Linked DNA regions of Homo sapiens: regions 1, 2 and 4 are each linked to region 3. Evidence: chromatin loops called from intact Hi-C (ENCODE). Cell type or tissue: A673. All regions are shown on one strand. Region 1 has its middle 230 kb from the start of POU1F1. Region 2 has its middle 56 kb from the start of CGGBP1. Region 3 overlaps POU1F1 (POU class 1 homeobox 1). Region 4 has its middle 30 kb from the start of C3orf38.

What was found. A loop is a pair of places that touch in the nucleus more often than their neighbours do. Peaks named below come from ENCODE experiments on the same cell type or tissue, not always from the same donor. Only the 100,000 strongest peaks of a DNase experiment are listed, where the experiment ranks them.
Region 1: it touches region 3 in a loop (6-fold over the local background); 11 of 110 quality-filtered maps call a loop at or near these places.
Region 2: it touches region 3 in a loop (9-fold over the local background); 18 of 110 quality-filtered maps call a loop at or near these places.
Region 4: it touches region 3 in a loop (2.7-fold over the local background); 4 of 110 quality-filtered maps call a loop at or near these places.

Annotation. Positions count from the first base shown.
Region 1 is chr3:87,502,967-87,505,466 of GRCh38, forward strand. No RefSeq gene overlaps it. Among named protein-coding and RNA genes, the nearest start is that of POU1F1, 230 kb to the left of the region's middle. In A673, a CTCF peak has its summit at 1,136 (motif pointing left); DNase peaks (open chromatin) are centred at 1,125 and 2,465; H3K27ac peaks cover 153 bases.
Region 2 is chr3:88,001,801-88,004,300 of GRCh38, forward strand. No RefSeq gene overlaps it. Among named protein-coding and RNA genes, the nearest start is that of CGGBP1, 56 kb to the right of the region's middle. In A673, CTCF peaks have their summits at 1,545 (motif pointing left) and 1,748; DNase peaks (open chromatin) are centred at 1,541 and 2,421; H3K27ac peaks cover 1,854 bases.
Region 3 is chr3:87,259,211-87,261,710 of GRCh38, forward strand. POU1F1 (POU class 1 homeobox 1) reads right to left here. Exons shown (of 6, transcript NM_000306.4): 5 at 2,063-2,123; 6 at 194-894. The coding sequence ends at 684. Among named protein-coding and RNA genes, the nearest start is that of POU1F1, 16 kb to the right of the region's middle. In A673, a CTCF peak has its summit at 1,160 (motif pointing right); a DNase peak (open chromatin) is centred at 1,171; H3K27ac peaks cover 904 bases.
Region 4 is chr3:88,179,165-88,181,664 of GRCh38, forward strand. No RefSeq gene overlaps it. Among named protein-coding and RNA genes, the nearest start is that of C3orf38, 30 kb to the left of the region's middle. In A673, a CTCF peak has its summit at 1,436 (motif pointing left); a DNase peak (open chromatin) is centred at 1,397.

The DNA.
Region 1 (2,500 bases), 240 kb after region 3:
AAATTTTTGCTCTGAACTTTGTGGTATCAAAAGATTATATATATACATATATATGTATATATATCACATTCTCTGTGTGTGTGTGTGTCTCTTACACATACATACACACACATAAAGCTTAAAATTCCGTATCAATAGCACATCCACTATTCCTAAAAAATTGTTCATTGTTTTTTTGCTTTTCAAATAGAGTCCAAACTTTCAGCCTTATAAACCAAAAAGAACAAATTAGCAAGCAAAACAATTATAATGACAAACATTTTCTATATATAAATGATGTATGATAGGCATTGTTCACAGAAAGGTACCTGGGAAACTACAAAGTAATTAATTTTGAGAGTTTGAGTTTTGTGTTATGAGTTCATCATGACTCCAAAAGGTGCTACTAATATTTATTTATTCATAATTCTAACTTTAAGCTGGGGTGTCAGACTTGGAAGCAAAGAGATTGAGTTTCTGGAAGAAATCCAGAAATTCTGGCTGTTCTCAGTTTACCTTGCGAGAAACTCAGACTAGCAGAGCAAGACAAGGGCATGTGCATAGGAGCAGTTTCAATTGTCTGAGTTGGCATGTTGATAAGTTTAGAATTCTGAATAAATATTATTAGAAAACCTTTGCTAGCTCTCTTCCTTGCAGTTGGACAGGACAAAGAAAAATCAAGGGCATAGTCATAGCTAAGTAGGAATACAAAGTTGTGAATGCATGGCTCGCACTTCCAACCTGTCTGCAACTATGCTCAACTTTTGAAGATTCCTGCCTAGTAGTCTATGATTCTAGCCTCCATATTCAATATGCAGTCCAGAATATAAATCATTAATTGAAGTTGTGTTATGGACTAAAGGAGAGTAATCCATTTACCAATGTATATAATATATAAAATACTTTGTGTATCTTCATGTGGTGATTCTAAAATATTTATTGCCTCCATCAGATTTACTTAAAAAATGCAGTTTGAAGGAATAAATGTTTACAGATGAAGGATGATTAAGCAGATAGACTAGTATCGTCATGTTTTGGTGATCTCAACTCTGGAATATCAACAAACCAACTCCTTGGTAATTGTTAGTTGCAAATGGGCCATCTTTGAAATCAGTCACTCTAACTATAAAGAGGTCTGCTTCCCCCTGCTGGAAGCATCCAATAGCTGCACTTAATCCAGCAATCTTTTTAATGACGTCACCATTGATAGGAACTGCTCGCTCACATTTATTAAGTGCTTACTCAATAAATGGGTTTGGTATAAAAAATGATAATAAAATGTCCCTTTTCTCTTGTGCATGACAAAATCTTTCTTATGACTCCCGGAGATGTGACTATAATTCTGTCTAGGCTTCTCCTTGACCACGCCATGTGTGCTAATACACAAGCCTAAGAAACAATACGGTTTGATGCTCTAAGACTTGAAAAGTGCTTTGTTGGCTTCTGGGCAATCGTCCCACATCTTTCCCTTCTTGCAAAACCCGCAATCACATGCAGAATCTCCAGGTTCTCAAAGAGGAGAAATCCTTATTTTCTTTTCTTTTTTTTTTTTATGTTTTTTTAAATTATTTTTTTTTATTATTATACTTTAAGTTTTAGGGTACATGTGCACAATGTGCAGGTTACTTACATATGTATACATGTGCCATGCTGGTGTGCTGCACCCACTAACTCGTCATCTAGCATTAGGTATATCTCCCAATGCTATCCCTCCCCCTTCCCCCACCCCACGACAGGCCCCAGAGTGTGATGTTCCCCTTCCTGTGTCCGTGTGTTCTCATTGTTCAATTCCCACCTGTGAGTGAGAATATGCGGTGTTTGGTTTTTTGTTCTTGCGATAGTTTACTGAGAATGATTTCCAATTTCATCCATGTCCCTACAAAGGACATGAACTCATCATTTTTTATGGCTGCATAGTATTCCATGGTGTATATGTGCCACATTTTCTTAATCCAGTCTATCATTGTTGGACATTTGGGTTGGTTCCAAAGTGCTGGGATTACAGGCATGAGCCCTTATTTTCTTTTTCTAAATGTCCTATCACTTTTCTTATCCATCATTCCTTTTGTATTTCTTTTCTGTCACAGAAATCTTCAGTGTCTGGCGGAGGCCTTTCTTCTTGAACCAATTACATGTTTGTTTACCATAACACATTTTATAAGAATAAAAATACCTGACTCCTTCCTTATATCTATGTGTGTATATTTTATGTATATATTAATTATTCCACATAACCGGAGTCAATGAAAGACAATTTTACAAAACAATTTTTTACAAAACCCTTAAATAAATTCATCAAATTTTACATATCTATGGTATGTCTTAATACTTTATGAACAAGTTTAGAATAATGTCATGATTTGAAACTGAAGTTAATAAACATAGTGACTGTGAATAGCTACTGAAGCTTCTGATTAAGTAACATATCATAATTATGGCTGGTCGCCATTTGGATGTTTTCCAATTGTCATCAGGAAATGAGGTGTATCCTCAGGAAGATAATTAAAAGAAAATTGTTATA
Region 2 (2,500 bases), 740 kb after region 3:
TGTTCTATCTCTATCTCTCTTCTTCTATAATCCCAACTGGATAAATATTAGACCGTCTTATTCTTTCCTTCATGTATCTTTTGTATTTTCTATTTCTTTATAACTCTGGGTTTCAATTACAGACAATTTTGTGTAAAATCGTCTGTTGAGTTTTACATTTTCATTATATTTTTCATTTCTAGAACTGTTGGGTTTTACACATCTATTAACTCTTTACTCACCATTCTATATATTTGTTTGAAACATTTTAAACAAGCTTGTTTTTATTTTTTCAGTTTTACAGTTCCTACATATGAAGACTTTTGAGCCTTAATATTGTTTATACTTGCTCTCATTCACAGTGTCTTGTTTCCCTATATATTTATTGACTTTTTTCTTTTTACTTTGATCTTTCTTTTTTTTTTTTGACAAAGTCTCACTCTGTTGCCCAGGCTGGAGCGCAGTGGCACGATCTTGGCTCACTGCAACCTCCGCCTCCCTGGTTCAAGCGATTCTCATGCCTCAGCCTCCTGAGCAGCTAGGATTACAGGCATCCGCCACCATGCCCAGCTAATTTTTGTATTTTTAGTAGACACGGGGTTTTACCATGTTGGCCAGGCTGGTCTCAAGCTCCTGACCTCAGGTGATCCACCCACCTCGGCCTCCCGAAGTGCTGGGATTACAGGCGTGAGCCACTGCGCCTGGCCTCAATTTTCTCATTTTCATTTGAATTTATCTGTGGAAATTATTTGAGGCCTGAGATGAAAGTGGATTTCTTCATGGGAGGATTAGCATTTGCTTCTGTCAGGTGTTTGTGCACATTATCAGTCTGTATCAATTTAAACTATATCACTGGCTTCAGGTTTTTTGCTTGAGTGTGTGTGTTTCATAATACCAGGTGGTGTGAATTCTGGATACAAACTTGAATAGAAGCCAAATCGTGGTTGTGACTCTTCAGGAGAAATTCTTTCCACCTCTCATGAGAATAAAGGTTGAATAATCAAGTTTCAAGATAGGAAATTTTTTGTTCTGTTCCAGATTAATGTCAGAGTTTATTTCTAATGCATTCTTAAACTGGGAGTATAACACTTTGGGGTCCCAGTTTTGTTTAGAAGGAATCTCCTGATATAATCTTGAACTTGAGTGGGTCATAGGCTTTGTCTTCCATCCGTGAAACCTTAACAACTAATGCTTGAGACCTTCTGTGCTCAGCAAATACCACTAAAGCAAAAAACCAATGTCAGTGCTTTACTTATCTCTCATGGTTTCTGCCTTAAACTTATTTAAGTAAGCAGGTCGTAGCTGTCTAGAAAAAAAGCTCTAGAAGTACCAGAAGAATAAGGAGCTACCAAAAATAAATTTAACTACTTCTTACTCACTGTCGGCCCAGCATTTACTTTTTTTTAAAGTAGCCACAAAAAATCTTTCTTACATCAAAACAACCTTTCAGTGTTGATTTTAAGTAACGTAAACAAGCATTCATGTTTATTGCATAATCAATTACTACCACCAAACTTGAGGCCTAAGCATTTAAAGAACAGGGATTTGCACTACTATTTGCTGCCCTCTGCAGGTGAATCTAAAACTCACAGACAATATTGGAATTCTGGAAAAAACAAAAACTTCCGTATTCTAATGCAGATGTGCATTAGTGAACTTGAAACAAGACCGTTCATGAAATTGCATGAAATTGCAAAGTATTTCTATGTCCATTTCATATATGCCATATAACTGGGAAATTTTACATGTTGGATGATTCAGAAGTAGGTATTTCTCTTTTGAGAAGGTTAGCAGTAAAAAGAAGAGAAATATGTTTAAGATAGAAGTTATGTGTTGGTTTGATTTTCATCCTTAAATAATGGTGTAGTTGAACATATACGTCAAATTGTAAATCATTACTTGATTGGTATCGTATCATTTTTTCCTTTAAATTCCTTTTCATTAATTGACTACCCCTCATTCAAGGAAACTCTTCTGGAATAAGTGCAAATATCAGCCTTCAAGTTCAAAAGCCTTGTAAAAGATTGTATATCTCATTTAATTCCTCCAACTATTAAGTATCAAAGTGTAGGTATGGATAATAGAAACCCCCAGAATATATTAAGGACTGTAAAAGTGAACGGTTTCTGAGCCTACTTTACTTATGGGACCCTGAGCAACTGAAATGTTCTATTCCACAGAATATTTCCACATAATTTTCTTTTCTAGGTGAATATAGGTTCAATTTCTTAAATATAGCCACATAGGATATAGGGGCAGTGAAAGATCTGATGCAGCCCCAGTGAGCATCCTATGGCCTGGTTTGGCTTGGGAATTCTGAAAGATTCCAGAAACAATGTAAAAGTTGGAGAGACAGACAGAGAGAGAGCACGTGTGTGCACGCCCATTAGCTGTCCTGCAGAGGCCCTCTGGAGTGCCAGAAGTCACAACAGCAGATCACATCCTGGTTGTAATCACATCTTGATATTGATGTCAGCATGGAAAGAGAACTCATGAGTACCATATGCAATGAGTTATATTT
Region 3 (2,500 bases):
GAGGCTCAAGAATCCATAAAGCATTATTTTCTACAGCTACACATCAAAAAGCTAATATTTAGGAAGAATAAAAAGATCAAAAATTAATGTTTCTACACATCTCTTTTGAAACAGTTCTATCAGCTATGCCCTAAATTTTAGCTTCAAAGTATCAATTCTGATTGAGGTTTATTCCTAAAGGGAGTAATAAAACTATAAGACACCTCCAGCTCTTAAGTTCAAAACTTTTAGTTCAGACAAATTAGTAGAGTTGGTAGAAAGCAGAACATTGGTTAATTTTTGAATTGGATATTTCTGGTGATGTGCTTTACATATGTGTCATTACTGACTTACATGTTAAAAAGCTAATATACATGTTTGGAAAAGGAACTTATAAACCCATACTCATATGTCTGCGTGTGTGTGAGAAAGAGAGCGGGAGAGACAGAGAGATCATTTTATTACTGTTAATATATTTGGCTTAAAATAGATAATGTGGCTTCTGAGAATAATTATTTTAAGTAAATAACATCAATATAATTTAAATTGTTGGTTTCTTTTTTTTAAAAAAAAGTGGAAAAGTAAAGCTTCTGTAAAAGCTATTGATATAAAATGATTTTAAGTCAACCAAGTAATTTCTGTTTTTGTTGAGGAAGAGAAAGGAATGAAACGGGAGAAAAAGGCTATTATACAATAGAAAAATCTTATCTGCACTCAAGATGTTCCTTAGAAATAGAAAATAAACTCTGATTCAGACTTGTTTTCACCCGTTTTTCTCTCTGCCTCCGGTTGCAAAACCAAACTCTTACTACTTCTTTCTCCAGATTCAGTTCTTCAGCCATCCTCATGATCTCTTGAGAAGAAGGTTTATTCTGTTCTCCAAAGTGTCTCTCCAGAGCATCTTTAGCAGCAATGCTGGCGGGGGGTGGACATAGGGGGTGAAATTTTGTTGTTTTTAGTGAAGTTTTTGGCAGCTCAAAATTAAGGTAGGTTGAATTTCCTCAATATTAACATGAAAAGGAAACTTAAAAACTCTGAACACACTTGCAGGACACTTTAACAAGGACAAATGTATAATGTGTTAAATATGTAGATATTTTGTCTTATGTAAGGTAGAGTTACACGAGAGTCACGGAAAGCATTAAGTAGGGGACCCAGACTTTCTATGTTTTTCCCACTTTGTGCCACCAGAGGGCACTGAGTTCTTGAGAAGAAAATGAACATTTTCCTAGACATTTCTAAATATCTCCCCAAAATCATTTAGGGCTGTTTACGATAAAGGAAATCTCTAGTAAACAACTGACCAACCAAAACAAAACCTGTCTTTTAGTATTTGCTAAGCATGTCTCACAGAAACTACAAAAAGATCAATGAACAATCTTTCTGGGTTGAAATGCAAGAGGTCATGTTGAACTTGAAGAGACCGAAACACTGATTACTAGTGTCACATTTTTAAATACTATAGACACCATGGATACTACATTGTCAGAGCAATAAGTTATAGCTAAAAGGGGAGAAGATATGGCCAGTCTCTTAGAAATGATTGTTTTCTTTCTGTTTGTATTCAAAATTTTGGAGTAAAAGTGTTCTTGAATCAAACAATACATAATTTTCCATCAAATGTTGAAAATTATTAGCTCTCCATTTCTCAAAATTAAGTTATTACATTATTATTATTTTTTTTTTATTTATTTATTTATTTATTTATTTATTTATTTATTTATTTATTTATTTATTTTGAGACGGTGTCTCGCTCTGTCGCCCAAGCTGGAGTGCAGTGGCGCAAGCTCGGATCACTGCAACCTCCGCCTCCCAGGTTCAAGCCATTCTCCTGCCTCAGTCTCCTGAGTAGCTGGGATTATAGGCACCCACCACCATGCCCGGCTAAATTTTGTATTTTTAGTAGAAACAGAGTTTCACCATGTTGGCCAGACTGGTCTCGAGCTCCTGACCTCAGGCCCGCCTTGGCCTCCCAATTCACCTTACATTTATATGTTATGTTACACCTGCATTACACTCAAATGCTCATTCCATTTATAAAATACCAGTTTTGTCCTCTAGTAACTTTTAATATAAAGAATACCTTATAGTTGTTCTTCGTTTTCTTTTCCTTTCATTTGCTCCCACTTTTTCATTGTACAAAGCTATAATGTGGAAAAGAGAGATAATTACAAACACAAAGTAGACTTTTTATAAAAAACGATCTGATTTGGATTTCAAATTTTCTTCATAAAACAATGCAAAATAAAAATGCTAGACATTTTTGTCTTAAATTTTTGCAGTCTTTTTCTATTACAGACCTTAGAGAAAAATCTCAACGCAGAAATAAATATTAACCTTGCAAAGACACTTTCTACAAATAATATCCTCACTTTACTTTTGTTGGAATGCTTGCTGTAAATACTCTCAAACCTCACTCTTTATCAGGCTCTGACATTTGTATGAGTAGATAATTTTAGCTCATTAAGTTGCATATCTAGCAATTGCTTATATTATTTTCTTGGAAGACTGGTGTGTGCAA
Region 4 (2,500 bases), 920 kb after region 3:
TGCAGTGGAAAAAAAAATAACATTGGTTGCCTCTGGAGAGTTGTTGGGGTAGGAATTTACTGTGAAGGTTATGAGAACTTTCTTACAGGAAGGTCACGTTCTATATCGTGATATGGGTTTGACTGTGTACAGATGTATGTATTTGTCAAAACTCAGTGAATATACACTTAAGAGTTGTACATTGTAGTATATGTACATTTCACATAAACACACACAAATATTGAACTCTAAAGTGCTTACATAAATAAAAGAGATTTAATGGATGGGGGATGGATTGATGGATGGATATGATAAAGCAAGTATACTAAACTGTTAATAGTAGGACCTTGTGGAAGATATACAGGTACTCATTTAAAATTCTTTCAATTTTGCTTTATGTTTGAAAATTTTTATAATGTTCAAAGAAAAATATCAAAAACAACAACAGAAATTAGTTTGTTCATGTTTCAGATAAAATGACATTTTACTGACAGAGACTGCCAGAATATTATTTTGGTTTGACATTACTAAGTAGTTTGTCTACTTATGCCAGAGTTGGAATGATTAATTAAAATACCCTTAACATACATAATAATGTGGTTTGAAACATTTATGAAACAATAATCTCAAAACTGAGGAATATGCTAATATTCACACTGAAAACTGAGGAATATGCTAATACTCACAACTTGACATGTAATTTGAATGTCTATATGTTTTAAAAATCTAGAATTTTGAGAAATTTGGATTTTTAATCCATATTAATCTGTATGAAGTTAACTCCCAACTATAACAAATTTAGCATATCAATAATTAACTTCTCAACATACATACAGTACAATAAATACTATAAATATATAACAGTCTTGAATAACTAAGCAATAGGTAACATTTTCAACACTAAGTAAACTTGAATAATAAAATGTTTTAGGGGCTGCATAGAGCTATGTATATGGATAAACAGATGCCTTTTATTCTAACACAAATTTGCTCTGAGGGATAGGCTTATTTTTATTGACAAGTTATCAATTTTCTCAGGATTTTAATAAAATCTTCATTTTTACAATATTTTTTCATTTTATTTACTTTTTATTTAAAACAAAATAGATTCCTAAGCAAATTAACACAAGATTTTTTTCCACTTTAGAGTACCTACTTTAAATTGTTTAATTTTAATTTTATTTAAATGTGTTCATTGGATCACATTTTACTAGAAACTAATTTGTTAAGGCCCAGATAACATGTGATAATACTGCAAAACTAATTTATTTTTCTTCATCCTCCCTTCTTACCCATTGATTTTTTTTTTCTTTTAAAATTAAGAAAGAATCAGAGTACTTTATCTGTCCTCTTCTTGTTCAAAACCCAAATGCTGCTGCGGATCATTTTGAAGGAAGGAAGCTTATAATAGCACCTTAAAGTAGAAAGTGGAAATTTGGTGACATCTTGTGGCCAAGGCTTTTCTCAGAGTGTTTCATGTCTATGTCTTAGAATTGGCTTTGTAGTAATGCAATTCCAACTGGTAAACTTACGCTTCTGAGGGTACTTGGAGACTTTCTGGAAAATTTGGCTGATCTAAAGAGTGTTAAGGCAATCAGTTTTCTGATCCTCAATGTCCTTTGCATTTTCCCCAACGAACTTGGTTTACGTGCTATACCATGTTTCCAGCCTTATTTCTTTTTTCTTTTCTCTTTTTTCTTTTCTTTTCTCTTCTCTTCTCTTCTCTCTTTCTTTTTTCTTTCTTTCTTTCTTTCCTTTCTTTTTTTTTCACAATTGCTGTTCTTCCATTTTACAAAATAAACACCTACTTCTCATCCCTTCTGAGTCTCACTATAGTGCATTGCCCTGTGGTATTAAAAACCTCTGGATGCTAGTCAAAGAGAATTTTCAATTATTAGTGTTTGTAAAGAGAAAGGAAATCACTATAATGATTGTTCAACAAAAGTTTTGTTAAGTCAAGTGGTTGCTAAACTATCTTTTAAATTATTTGATTCTAACAAAATTAAAGAAAAACTATGCTTTGGGAGGTCAAGGTGGGAGGATATCTCGAGCCCAGGAGTTCAGGACGAGCCTAGGTAACATAGCAAGATCCCATCTCTTAAAAAAAAAAAAAAAAAAAAAAAAGGAAAAAAAAGAAAAAAGAAAAAAATTAGCAAGGCCCGGAACACCTGACTGTAGTCCCAGGTACCTGGAGAGCTGAGGTGAGAGGATGACTTGAGCCTAGAGGCCAAGGCTGCAATGAGCTGTGATTATACCACTCTACTCCAGGATGAGCAACAGAAGCTGTGTCTCAAAACAAACAAACAAACAAATTGAAATAAGTTTTCATCTGATGCTCTGCTTACTAAAAGTAAATCTTGACAATAAATTACTATCTGATTATTTTCCTTTTGATCTAAAATTTGCATACATTAAAATGGACAAGTAAATTAGGAATGCATTTAAATTTGGATGATATTGTAATTTTGTCTCTACTTATAACCATAATTTGGGTATAAATCATGCTTACACCCAAAACCAA